Linked DNA regions of Homo sapiens: all the other regions are linked to region 4. Evidence: chromatin contacts called from ENCODE Hi-C or POLR2A ChIA-PET data. All regions are on one chromosome and are shown on one strand. Each heading gives the region's core, a stretch centred on a gene start or an enhancer-like site at or near the end of the contact. The rest is flanking DNA. Distances are from core to core; before and after follow the strand shown.

The links. A loop is a pair of places that touch in the nucleus more often than their neighbours do. ChIA-PET counts read pairs that join two places held with the same protein, here RNA polymerase II (POLR2A). Pooled maps may share reads with other maps.
Region 1: a map with no recorded cell type shows a loop between it and region 4 (2.6-fold over the local background). The contact joins two enhancer-like sites. A Hi-C loop is called at or near these places in 1 of 37 single-sample maps with no recorded cell type and 1 of 50 pooled maps. POLR2A ChIA-PET finds 5 or more read pairs at or near these places in 1 of 52 experiments (OCI-LY7).
Region 2: a loop to region 4 is called in a pooled map, with 4 times the contacts of the local background. The contact joins two enhancer-like sites. A Hi-C loop is called at or near these places in 3 of 37 single-sample maps with no recorded cell type and 2 of 50 pooled maps.
Region 3: a map of GM12878 shows a loop between it and region 4 (3-fold over the local background). The contact joins two enhancer-like sites. A Hi-C loop is called at or near these places in 1 of 168 maps with a recorded cell type or tissue (GM12878), 2 of 37 single-sample maps with no recorded cell type and 4 of 50 pooled maps.

The regions. Positions count from the first base shown.
Region 1 is chr13:111,120,484-111,123,889 of GRCh38, forward strand. The region is part of intron 1 of ARHGEF7 (Rho guanine nucleotide exchange factor 7); the gene reads left to right. Among named protein-coding and RNA genes, the nearest start is that of ARHGEF7-AS2, 6.5 kb to the left of the region's middle. RefSeq lists a silencer at 20-158. Within about 2 kb of position 1,773, at least 3 of the 41 ENCODE cell types and tissues checked have a DNase peak (open chromatin) inside an H3K27ac peak, as active enhancers do.
Region 2 is chr13:111,164,009-111,167,271 of GRCh38, forward strand. All of the region lies in intron 2 of ARHGEF7 (Rho guanine nucleotide exchange factor 7), which reads left to right. Among named protein-coding and RNA genes, the nearest start is that of ARHGEF7-AS1, 17 kb to the left of the region's middle. Within about 2 kb of position 1,348, at least 2 of the 41 ENCODE cell types and tissues checked have a DNase peak (open chromatin) inside an H3K27ac peak, as active enhancers do.
Region 3 is chr13:111,045,132-111,048,289 of GRCh38, forward strand. No RefSeq gene overlaps it. Among named protein-coding and RNA genes, the nearest start is that of LINC00368, 49 kb to the right of the region's middle. RefSeq lists enhancers at 1,731-2,025, 1,809-1,978, 1,999-2,058. Within about 2 kb of position 1,545, at least 6 of the 41 ENCODE cell types and tissues checked have a DNase peak (open chromatin) inside an H3K27ac peak, as active enhancers do.
Region 4 is chr13:110,470,003-110,473,185 of GRCh38, forward strand. COL4A2 (collagen type IV alpha 2 chain) reads left to right here. Exons shown (of 48, transcript NM_001846.4): 29 at 2,927-3,148. Among named protein-coding and RNA genes, the nearest start is that of COL4A2-AS2, 8.3 kb to the left of the region's middle. RefSeq lists enhancers at 1,504-1,603, 1,674-1,913, 1,924-1,973, 2,094-2,233, 2,962-3,183. Within about 2 kb of position 1,934, at least 11 of the 41 ENCODE cell types and tissues checked have a DNase peak (open chromatin) inside an H3K27ac peak, as active enhancers do.

The sequences.
Region 1 (3,406 bases), core at 523-3,022, 650 kb after region 4:
CAGACACATGCGTGTACATAGACACGCACACACGCACACACAGACACGTCTGACGGGGGTTGAGGGAGTGGGGGAAGGAGTGCTGGCACATGTGGCATTCCATTTTCTCAGGGGCAGCTGCTCTGTGAACTCTCCAAGCCCAGTCCAAAGGATGCCATCTCAGGACCCGGCCCTCATTCTATTAATAGAAGTCACTCCAGAATCTGCCTGCTCGCCTCCTTTCTTTAGGCACTGCCTGCCTTTCTATACATCTTAAAAGAGAATAAGATGTCTGCCCAGCATGGCAGGCAGCATGCTCCTCTCGTTTGCAGGCGCTGTCCCTCGCAATACCCATACTGCAGATGAGGACCCTGAGGTCTGGCAGTTAGCTTTGCCCCAGGTCATCTGGCTGCACTCGGAGGCGGAAGATTCCAGCTCAAGACTGTGAGCTTTCTCATGGAAAACAAGACTGATTCTGCCACCTATACTGAACTTAGGGGAAGATTCGCAACCACTGCCTTCAGAAATTTACAAACCAGATCAGGAAAGGAGACGGAGGCAGCAGTGTAACTGAGCACCCAGGGGGGACAAAAGTGAGGACTGGAGGGGCTGGCTCAGGTCACCGGCCACAGGGGCAGAGTGGGAGCCCTCAGGAGTGCCTGGAGCCACTGCAGGTGTCTCACTTCTCGGGACATCTGGAAGCAGCTCTGCCCTTCAGTAGACAGACCCCAAAGGCACCCAGGGTAGGGCCCCTTGCCCTGGGGGAACCTGCAGAAGCTCCTGCAGAAGTCTGTGTCTGGGCCTTTCTCCCCGGCCGCAGAACGTGTGTTCCGTGTTCCTGTACCATCCAATAACTCACTGTAGTTTCTGGGCTTCCCTACTCTGTAGGGCTTACCAGATTTCCACTTAGTCCAAGATTTCAAACTGTGTGCATCTACACCACACACACTTTTAAAATTCAAGTACTATGTACACACGAACATCTCTCTCCCTTTAGAGGCCACTGATCACTCTAAAATGTAAAGAGTGGAGGCGATGGGGGCTGTGAGGTGAGTGGGGGCAGAGCCGTTTGTTCTTGTGTAGGGTGGATTTTAGCCGTTTGGATTGGAGTCTTGTGTAGGCTTGACGCCCACGCGTCTCTCACTGCACGAGGGAGGTGGCAGAGGCACATCATCCCTTTGGGCACGCAACTCTACCACGTGCATCGCTGGGAGATGGGAGGACTGGCATCCCCCGAACCCACGGGTCCCTGCCTGGAGACACTGGGAGACCCGGTCCTCTGCGTGCTTCAGAGTCAGGCACACCTGGCTTTGTTCCCGCAGCCATTTGCTCTGTGACTTCCGGCACCTGTCTAACCTCTCGGAGTCCTAGTTTCTTCCTCCTAAAAATGAGATGAATGATATCCACTGGTGGGGGCAGTGAGGTCATTACCAGGGTAAATGAGTAGATGTGCTGGGCACAAAGTCATTCCTCAGTACGCAGTAGTTACTGTTTTGTTGATTGACACTGAAAACCTTCCCCATCGTGTCCAGAAGACTGTAAGCCAAGATTTGAACCTCAGAGCCATCCAAATCCAGGAACACGGGTTAATTCTCACAACAGGGCAGACTCTTGCAACTTTCGGGGGCTGGCAGCCTCTGCATCCCACTCTGGACAGACCACCATTGTCTGGGTTGGTGGGCCTGCTGAACGTGGCTTCCAGGGCCCTCTGGTCAGCGCCAGATCTGGGCGCAGCTGCTGAGTGCACACAGCTGCTGGTTGGGGAGCGGGAGGGCTGAGCGGGTGGACTCAGGTTTCGCTTATATAAAGTTTCATGCATCAGCAGGGCCGGGAGTCAGAGATGGGAAGTGAGGGCCAGCCTGCCCCACCTGGTGTCTGCAGAGAGAGGGCTTTGGGGCCGCCCCGGTCCGACTGCTTCCCGGGTACAGCTTCTGACTTCTCCCTCCTTTATCAGTTCTGTCAAGTTAGGGTAGGAGAATTAATCTCTTGATGTTTTTATATTTCTAACTTTAGCTTTGAATTTTTAAGGTTTGATGCACCAGGCTGGCAGTTCTCAACTCTGTTTTTGCAGGATGGTGTCATGTCTGCTGGGGTCTCAAGGCGAGGCGGTGAGGGGAACTGAAATGGAATGTGTGCACAGTGTATTTCAAACACATGTATGTGAATTCATTTAATCATCCCTTTTACCAGGTTCCTATTGTGTGCGTGCTAGTGACCCAATCACACGCATGGAAGCGCACGCATGGATGCCAGCCATACCACCTCTTCAGGCAGGTCAGAAGAGAAATGCTAGGATCTTGGGTATAAAGTATTTGTGAGTTCTCAGGATGAAGGAATGTAGAGTCATCCAGCCCAGACGCCTCCTTTTGCAGATGGCTTCACTGAGGGCACCTGCATGTGGTTGTGTAAGCTGTGTACTGCCCGGTCTTGGGAGAACCGTTCACACTGTAGTCTAAGCAAATGGCTCCAAGGCCTGTGCTGGGAGGCGGCCCTGGGATACTGTGTATAGAGGTCAGCCTCCCAGGACACAAAGCAGAGTGGAGAAGGGTTGGGGTAGACGATAGAAGTGGCCCCAATTCTCCAACCCTCCCATGCCCCTGGCAAAGTGACCTTGTAGCGCCTCCATCAAGAGGTAGGAGTCTGCTTCCTCACTTCTTGAATCTGAGCTGTGACTTGTTTTGGCCAATGGACTGTGGCAGAAGTGGCCAGTGTTAGTTCCTAGCCCAGGCCTTGGAAAGGCTTGCACTTTTCTGCACTCTCTCAGGCCCTGTGTCTACCTCCGAGGAGACCCCAGGGCTTGGGTGCTGGTGGGGTGTGATCACATGGAGGAGAACTCAGTTGTCCCTGCTAGGCCATCCTGGACCTATCCACAGCCAGCCAACCTCAAACATTGAAGAGAGCCCAGCCAGGGTCAGCAAGCTGCCTGCCCTGCCCAGAGCAGGCACAGCTGCACCAGCAGGCCCGGACCAGGCTGACTCAAGCCAGCCACTGAGGTTTACCATGGCCATAGATAACAAATCACACACACACACATACATGCCCGTGCCATTCTTAACTAGGGGACATGCCGATATATGTAAATACAGTCCATCCCAATCACAAGAGTGCTTGTACCTTTGTTTAAAATACCCTCTATATCCTTTATTTCCTTGATAATTTCCTCTCTAGTATTTTCTCTATTCTCATTTTTTAGAAATCTTATTAAGACTAATCAGAGATAATATCTATTGAGTGCATACTGTATGCCAGGCACTGTTCTAAGGACTTTGCCCATAATAATGGATTTAACCCTCCTCACCACCCTATAAGGGAGGTGGTGACAGGATCGCCCCCATTTTCAGATTAGGAAACGGAGCTCCAGAGCGGCTGGTAACTGGCCATCGTTGGCTGGTGGGCTGCGCCCCCCCCCCCCGGCCCCGCCCCCTGC
Region 2 (3,263 bases), core at 98-2,597, 690 kb after region 4:
GTTGCTCAGCAGCCCATCTGTGAGTGGCCCCCGTATTGCGTGTTGCGTTTGGATTATTTAAGAGGCTGGGGAAATACGGTGATCTTTGAAATGAAATGGGACCCAGGTTTGTTGAGAACAAATTGTGTGTCTAGGCATTTTCCTTGTACTGTTTTGTTGAAACCTCACGATGCCCTGCAGAGAAGATGGCAGTTCCCCACTTAGCAGATCAGGAGGCTGAGACTTGAAGTGGTTCAGAAGTCACAGGTCCCGGCTCAGCCAGTGAAGAGATGCGGAATTTGAACTGAGATGCATCCACTCCACTGGCTGGGTTCTTCATACAAGCATGCTGCTGCCTAGTGTGGCATTAGGTGAGGTGTTTGACAACATCAAGGCAATACTCTTAGGCTGACTCCTGGCAAGGCCCATGGGCAAGTTCTCAGGAGAACTTACCTGGTGACAGGGCCTGCCTCGTGGGTGTGCGACTAGTGTTGCCACACAGGGCCCTGTGCTTGGTTTCATGCTCTGCTGTTGCCATCAGAAACTCTTAAGAATTTTTTGATAAGGAGCTTTGCATTTCCAATTCGTGCTGGACCCTGCAATTGAGTACTTGGTCTAGCCTGCTGGTATTGTTCTTAGAGGTCTGTGATCAATAACAGGATTAAACAGCATTTTCTGAGTGCCTATTATGGCCTAGGCCCCATTATGAAGTGTGTGTTAACCCGGTTTGAAAGTAGCTGTCTCAAGTTGTTACCACCATTTTCCTCACACGATTGCATCCGTGACCCCAGGCAAGCGGAATCGGGATAAGAATAACCCTCAACAATCCCTGCTACTAAAGAATTGCTTAAAGTACTTCCTCCTGATAGGAAGTTAAGATAATTTGTTGTCTCTCATGCATTAAAAATTGCCACAGCTTCCAAGGCAGCCACCATTTTACCTGTCAGTGATAAGGACCCGTGATAATATTGGCTATGGGTTTTGTTTTTCTAAAGGATCCTTTTGGGAAAGCCATCCTCTCCAGTGTTGGGATGATAAAAGGATGGGAAGTCGGAGTCAGCTTGAACTTACCAATCAGAGAACATGTAGGGGTTGAGTGGAGGGGAAGATCCTCTCCAAGGAATTGGAGAGAACTTTCTACTCACATTACGTCTAACTAGCCAGAGGATGGGCACTGGGACTGTATACTTGTAAGGTTCCTTCAAAGCCTGAATTGTGTGAGTCAGTGATGCAGCTACTTTCTAGATGAGCTACCAGTTTAATAATAGGACTTAGCCCCAGATTCCTCTCCCTTTTTGGCCCTTGACATGGGACACAGATCCCTTAGTAGATGTTCATGCCTGGCCCATGTGGGCAGCCGGGTAAGTCTTTCCAGTGCAGCTGGTCAGTTGGTCTCACCCAAGAGTTGCATCACTTGTATCTCCGCTGGTTGTTCAGCAAGTACTGGCAGCACTTAACACGTGCAGTAAAGCAGTGAGGCTGTTTTGCCACCGTGACAATGCAGTTGAGTTTTGCCTAACGTGAAAATACTAAGTTTCTGTGTATTCTCTGCTACCCACAACCAGAAGGCTTGGAGGAACAAGCGTTCTGGTTTGTTTATCTGCATCCCTTCCCCTTGATAAAGCAACTGTGAATTTGGTCTTCATTAGCTGTAGTCTGTTGAACCGACTCAGTATAGCCAGGGTAGAGGCAGAAGGAAGTGTCCTGCACAGCGGTACAGCTGAGGGCTTCGTGCTCCTGAGTTCGTGGCACAAGAGAGGGATTCAGTGGTCAGCTCTGCATAGTCTCTCATTTTCTAGCAAATAGAAACCAGAGTGGATGGCCTCATATGTGTAAGTTCTCATGAGACTCAAATGGAAATTAGTTGTCCCTGAGGTTCTTCATGCTTGGCTGATTGAACTAGATGGTTTGAGAGGGATATTTTGTAGATTAAAGGGTGAGATTAGGGCTGGGGAGAACAATGGTGGTAGAGTGGCCTTAAAGACCAGCCTCCAGGAAAGCCTCTGGCAGTTGGAGTCCCCACTCCCTGCCATTAATCATCTGTCACATCTGGTTCATCTTCCTTTTACTAACCCCAGAATCTTGGCTTTTCTCTTTGCCCACCACCATTAGCCCAGGCTGTCCACATCCCTCACCTGGATCACTGCAGCAGCTCCTGGCCAGTCTATCCTTGCTTTTCTCCAGACTGTTTTTTTCTGAAACGCAAGGCTGATTTTGGTCATTTTCCTCCTGACTCTGATTTTACCTAATGTCTTAGAATGAAACCCATGACCCTTGGAAGAGATGGGGAATAATAGGAAGTGAGGCCAGGGAGTCGTGGGGAGCGAGATCAGGTGGTCCTGTAGGTCCTGTCTTTTCCTCCAAGTGATATGGAGCCTCTGAGGGTGTTTGGGCAGAGGGGAGAAGGGATGTGATGTAAGTTTTAACAGGATCATTTTGGCTGTGTTTTGAGTATAGACTGAAAGACTCAAGGGCAAAAGCACGGAAACCAAAGAGGACAGGATGGCACCAATCCGGGTGACCTCCCAGGTGATGGTGGCTGGAACCACAGTCCCGTCAGCATAGGTAGCAGGAGAGACTGAATTCTAGTTTTTATCAAGAGGGTAGAGATGAGATGATTTACAGATGGACTAGATGGGGTATGCAGGAGAGGAGTCAAGGAGGACCAAGGGTTTGGCCTGAGCAGTTAGAAGAAGTTGTCTTTGGGATGGGGAAGTCTGGCAGGGCCAGATGTGGGCACTCAGCTTCAGACATGCTCCATCAGGATATCTGTGAGATGCCTCAGTGAAGATCAGGTCTGGACTTCAGGGATGCGGCCTGGGCTGGGATATCAGCTTCAGACTTCGGCACAAGCAGGTTCTGATTGTGTAGAGTGATGTTCCTGTTAGTCTGTATCATGTGGAAGAGTGTCTTAAACACATATTGTGGGCAGGTGCTGTGGGGAGGAGGACATCCATGCCTCAAAGAGAATGAAGGAATACCTGGTGAAGGGCTGGGGGAGGAAGTGAGGAGATGTTAGTCCCAGAACATTTTAGGCCCGCTAGACGTGCGTACTGACGTTGCTCATTTCCTGGCCAAGCTGTAACCACCTGAGTAAACGGTTGGTTTGTTCTTGGGTCAGGTGTATCCACAGCAGTCATTCAGTGCGAGGGTACTTAGGTCCTCTTTATCGTCAGAAAATCACAGAGAAGCACCATGCAAAAATAGGTTTGTGGTCATATAGCGTGAAAGTTGGCAAAGATATGATCTCTGGGCTATTTGTACGTGAGCTTAGAAGAAACTGA
Region 3 (3,158 bases), core at 295-2,794, 570 kb after region 4:
GCCCCCACTATGAACAAACGTGGGCTCTGTTACACTCCCGGGGCCCCCTCTATGAACAAACGTGGGCTCTGTTACACTCCCGGGGCCCCCTCTATGAACAAACGTGGGTTCTGTTACACTCCCGGGGTGCCCCAGCACTCCCTGCATCTACATCTGCAGCCAGGCCAACCCCAGTAGGGCCTGCGAGGAGGGGCCATGCCAAAGGGACCATGTGACTCTTCCCATCTGCACGACGGGAGTGGGGAATCTTCATGGGGGTGGACAGTGAGGGCATGGGGTGATGGTGGGTGATGCTGAGCCAGGCTGAACCCATGGGTGTGTGTTCACTATGTGGGGATTGCAGAATCCGTGTTCTAGTTTAAGGCAGAAAGGGCTCTGGGGCTTGCTGGCTAAAACATGGGCCTAGGGGTGCCCCGTCCTAAATGAAGTCAGTGTGTAACCTGTCTTGGGATGCTGTGGAAGAAACTGCAGCTCACAGCAGTGAGGGGAGAGGATGCTGTGAAAGAAGCTGCAGCTCACAGCAGCAAGGGGAGAGTGGACCAGCAGAGAGGATTGCCATGCAAGACTTGCTTATCCTGGGAGAGTCTGGAAACCCTACCTGACTGTGATAGCAAACCTGGGAGGGGATCTACACCCTTGCAGAGCTCTTCTCTGCAGCCCAGACCTCACAGTCAGAGCCACAGCCACCGCCGGAAAGCTAAGGGCAGCGAGAACCATCAGAACATGGTTTCAAGGTGGGGTGGTGCCCACAGGCACAGCAGAGGCCAAGCAGCAGCCAGGGGAGGATGGCTCCCAGGGCCCCGTGGCCTTGGCTGGTGATGGTGGTGTTCCTAGAAGGGAAACGGAGGGAAGCCTACTCAATTCCTTCTTGATCTACATAAACAGAGAAGTTCTAGGCCAAGTGAATGAAAGCCTACTCTGAATCATAAAAGCAGAGTGTTGCTGCCCCTAAAACAATTCCCAAACAGACTTGAGCCAGCTGACAGATCCAGAGCCCTCAAAGAAGAAGCCCAAGGAAGGACCCCACTCTCTTCCCAGAGTTTGTATTGTTACTCTTTCTCCCAGACCCCCCAAAAGGGACAGCCTTTCACCCACGTCACTGTGCACGGGAAAGGAAATAATCAGAACTTTCCAGGGCTATTGGACTCTGGTTCTTAACTGACTCTGATTCCAGAAGGACCAAAATGTCTGTGGCCCCCAATCAGAGTAGGGGCTTATGGAGGTCAGGTGGTCACTGAAGCCTTAGCTCCAGTCTGTCTCCCAGCGGGCCCAGTAGATCCCCATCTTGTGGCTCCTTCCCCAGGTCTGGGGAGCATAAGTGAAACAGACACACTCAGCAGCCAACAGAACCCCCTCCTACCCCTGGCTGTTCCCAGCATAACGTAGTACACAAACTATGCTCTCAGAAGCACTGTGGAATAGAAGAGCCATCTAAAGAGTAATGATATTATTGAACACGGTGCGAGCACCAGGGGTCCGCTCACTGGGTTTGTGTTTGCAGCTGGTGGTGTGGTTCTGACTACCGGCCATGGCTCTGGCCCATCCTGCTGTCCTGCTCTTGCTCAACGGGACCACGTGCAACAGGGGCACCTCCTGGGCCTCTGCAGACTTGGTTCTGGTGGGACAGCTGTCCCATCATAAGCTGCAGCTGTCGCAGCTGCTCTCACTCCCACATCCCTGGCACATGACCCTTCCATTCATGTTTTAGGATTCTTCACTAAGACCCCAAACAGCCCCCGGTTAACTTAGGTCACCTTGGAACACTTGGTGCACTTTCTTCCTCAAGTATGTGTTGAGAGAAGATTCAGAGACATGACTTCATTGGTGCTTCCGTTTTCTCTATTTACTGGGTCTCTTTGTTTTGATGTGGGGGTGTCACCCCATATTTTTAGAACGAAGTCCACATGACAATGACTCACCCCTTTTAAGCTCCCCTTGTGGCAGCACAGGGCTCAGCCATCTTTTACTTCATCTCACTGCCTTAAGAGTAAGCAGAAATTTGAAACTGAAAGATGTTGATTATAACAGTTTATTTGCTATTTCCTTCTTGCTCCATAAAATGGAAACCACTGCATTGAATCTCTTTACTTGTCCAGTCACCTGTATTTATGCAACTGCATTTCATATCAAATATGAAATAAATGATCCAAGATGCCCCTAGATGATTCTACAGTCAAATTCAGAAATTATCTTGCTAACTCTTGCATTAAAATAAACTGAAGACCAGGAAGTAGTGAATTGCCTCAGATTACATAAAATATGACATAATATTATTAATTTTTAAGACACTTAATTTACACGAGAAATAAGAAAAGAAAAGTGAGAACTGAAAAGGGAAGTGCAAGGCACAATGGGAGTAAAACATGGGCTGGTGAGGGCACAGCCAGGCCACCTCGCCCACCCTCTAGTCCACAGCCCCGCAGGCTGGGCCACCTCGCCCACTGTCTTGTCCACAGCTCTGGCTCTGCACTCAGCATGCAGTAGGTCCTCAATCAGGACTCGTTAAATGATCACTAAGTAAACAGACAACAGAACACAAGCCCAGTCACCACTTTGGTTGCTTTTGTTCATGAATTGACTGTACATGAAATAGAAAATAATATCTATTATCTATGTACAGGAAAATACCAATTCATTGTCAAAATCTGGTTGTAAACATAGAAATGAGGTAAGAAAATGCAAAGTATGGCATGATGAATCTAAGCTCTGTGTCTATATCTTCTCTACTTTGTTATTTAAAATATGAGTTTCACCATTTTGGGAGGCTGAGGTGGGCAGATCACCTGAGGTTGGGAGTTCAAGACCAGCCTGACCAACATGGAGAAACCCCGTCTCTACTAAAAATACAAAAAAATTAGCCGGGCGTGGTGGCAAGCACCTGTAATCCCAGCTATTCAGGAGGCCGAGGCAGGAGAATCGCTTGAACCTGGGAAGCAGAGGTTGCAGTGAGCCGAGATCGCGCCATTGCACCCCAGCCTGGGCAACAAGAGCAAAATTCCATCTCAAAAAAAAAAAAGTTTCTGAAAAGTCTTCAGCTTTCCCTCTTTCTTAGGAATAGGATTTGTGTTTCACAATATGTACAGTTAGGGAGACCCAGGTAAACATGCTGATGCTGGAACAAGAACGAGCCTCAGAAAAGTGGAGTCCTGTGGTTCTCT
Region 4 (3,183 bases), core at 684-3,183:
CTTCTGGGTTCAAGCGACTCTCCTGCCTCAGCCTCCTGAGTAGCTGGGATTACAGGCATGTGCCACCACACCTGGCTGATTTTTGTATTTTCAGTAGAGACGGGGATTTCACCATGTTGGCCAGGCTGGTCTCAAACTCCTGACATTAGGTGATCTGCCCGCCTCAGCCTGCCAAAGTGCTGGGATGACAGGCGTGAGCCACTGTGCCAGGCCGCACACATCTTCAATAGTGTTTGTCTAATGAAACCATGGAAGCCATTGTGGACAACTTTCCACCCGAGATGAAACATCCTTCCACAGGGTCCTGGGCAGGTTCCTGCAGCCTCTGCTGGAGTCCCACTTGTCACCTAGAACCTGTGGCACATTGGAACCCTCTTGTTGCTAGAAAGTTCCTCCCTGGAATACAGCCTGCCTCCCAGGGAGTTCTCACCGGGCTGTTCCTGAGCCACACAGTTGACTTCCTCATAACCACACACCCTGAGAGAGGCGGCCACATCTCCCACAGACGTCTCATGAACAGGCAGAACTGACCCCGGGAACACATACTTTCTTTTAATGACATCGTTCCATGCCCTTGGAATTCTGAGCAACCTTCTAGGACCCCCACTTATCAGGATTCTTTTCCAACTGGGCTCTAGAAACTGAATAAAGCGCTCCCCATGTCTGGAATATCACACAGAACATCGGGACTGTTGCGCCCTTAGGTTGAACATCTTGCAAATGTTCCCAGTGAAGACTAATTGAACCCTGCCCCTCCCCTGACCTCCACTCAGATAGCTGATTTAAGCCTCAATGCAGAAGTGTCTGTCCGTCCCTGATAGATGGTATCTTTCGGAATTTTGTGTTGCAGCCCGTAGGGATTGTTCCAAACCCTGACCCTGTTTCCTTTCATATGATGCGTTTCTCCATGTTTTGCAAAATTGGGAAGCAGGCTTCCTGTGTCTGTATCAAGGCCCTGGTAAAAACAACTCTGCATTCGAATGAAGCAAAGGAAGTCTCCATGCCTCTGCCCCAGGGGTTGGTCTCTGTGGTTTTGTTGCCCTGCTGGAAGTGTCTAAATATTTAGAAGTGTAACATTGCCACTCTCATGATTTCATATATACTAAGTTTAAGCATTCATGATTTTGAGAGAAGGATAATAATTCCTGAACAGCTTCTTGCTGTGAGTATGAAAGTTCTCTGGTAATTGTGATTGGAGTGCCCAGCCATGTGTGCGTGAACGCCACACGGGGCTCCCCTGTAGGGGGGAATGGATGGGATGCACCCATTATCAGGTGATTTGGACAGTTGCCCACGTGAGTTGGGAGCCTGTTCCACCATCAAATGTGAGCCCTTACGTCATGAACAGGGAGGCTGGGGCAGGCTGGGGGTGGGTGGTGATTGAGGAACTGATCAGTTTCTGAAACGCATGTCACTTTTTATGGTGCTGAAATATACTGCCCTTCTGTCGCCACATGCAGAAGAGGATAAAATGCCCAATTCAAGGATTGCAAAAATCAGAGAGTCTATTCCAGATCTAAGACCCACACATGCAAACCCAAGTGCATGGCTCCCTGGGTACAGTTTGTAACATTGCCAGTGAAAGTCATGTCTCTTCATTGTGAGTAAATCACACCGTTAAAACTCTGAGTACGGTCTAGCTGATTAACGTCAGGTTAATCCAGATCCTTTATTCTGTATTCCAGTTACTCCCAGCTCCCAGGCAGTGATGGCTTTACCGGCCCAGGAGGTCCCCGGGCCCTGCTCATTGGATCTTTTTGGTGGGATACACCCCACAGAACACAGAAAACATTCCCTTTTCCGTATCCATACATAGGAGTGCCGAGCCTGCCGTGTACTTGATCTTGTCCCACAGAATCACCTGCCAGTCTCATCGTTGCAGGCTTCTCTCCTGCATGCACAGCGGGGGTGGTGGTGACCTCAGAAGCCTTTCCTTCTGAGCACTGCGTGACTGTCAGCTGTGGGAGTTCATTCTGAGGCCATGTCAGGGCTGACTGCACCGAAAAAGGAAGTGACCTGATGAGATCATTTTATCCAGTGGCACCCACAAAAGACACAGGACAGCTGCCTTCCCTCCATCCGCAGATGGGACTTGATGATTTTCTTTTTTCTTTTTATTTTTTTCTCTTTTGAGATGGAATCTCACTCTGTCGCCCAGGCTGGAGTGCAGTGGTGCGATCTTGGCTCACTGCAAGCTCCGCCTCCCGGGTTCACGCCATTCTCCCGCCTCAGCCTCCTGAGTAGCTGGGACTACAGGCATCCGCCACCACACCTGGCTAATTTTTTGTATTTTTAGTAGAGACGAGGTTTCACCGTGTTAGCCAGGATGGTCTCGATCTCCTGACCTCGTGATTCACCCGCCTCGGCCTCCCAAAGTGCTGGGATTGGGACTTGATGATTTTCATGGTCAATACAACAGAGGGGTGTCGTTCCTCTTTGAAGCGTTTCCCAACCGACAGTGACGGGTTTCTACCAGGGAGATGTTACGGCAGGCAGCGTTTTGGCTCTGACGGCCCTGTTCGTTCCTGCCTCCCTGGGATTTTCCATCCCGAAGTGCTGTTCCTCACTCAGCACAACCTAGAAGGTCCCACAAAAAGCTATTCTTTGGGGCTTATTTGCAAAGCAGGGGAACCCATGAATTATGCAAATCGAGGTCCAAGGAGGCGTTGTTGGCTTGTCCACCTTCACTCAGTTTTAGGGCTGGGGGGCCGAATGGCGGGGCAAGCAGAAGAAACATAACCAACAGAACGACATGGCGAAGGTTGTAGGTTCCAAAAAGGGCGACAGGGACAAGGGCTCGAGCTGAGGAATGCCTTCTGAGGACCCCATAGCCAAATTTTTGCTGTTTCCAGCCTCTTTTTGACTCTTCTCTTAGAACGTCACCATGCTAACTTGTGGTTTGGGGCCCACCCATGTTTCCTTTTAGGGTTCATAGGACCCCGAGGATCCAAAGGTGCAGTGGGCCTCCCTGGCCCAGATGGATCCCCAGGTCCCATCGGCCTGCCAGGGCCAGATGGGCCCCCTGGGGAAAGGGGCCTCCCTGGAGAAGTCCTGGGAGCTCAGCCCGGGCCACGGGGAGATGCTGGTGTGCCTGGACAGCCTGGGCTTAAAGGCCTTCCCGGAGACAGAGGCCCCCCTGGATTCAGAGGTGAGTGCCCCATCGGGGAGCCGGGGGCCCCATCC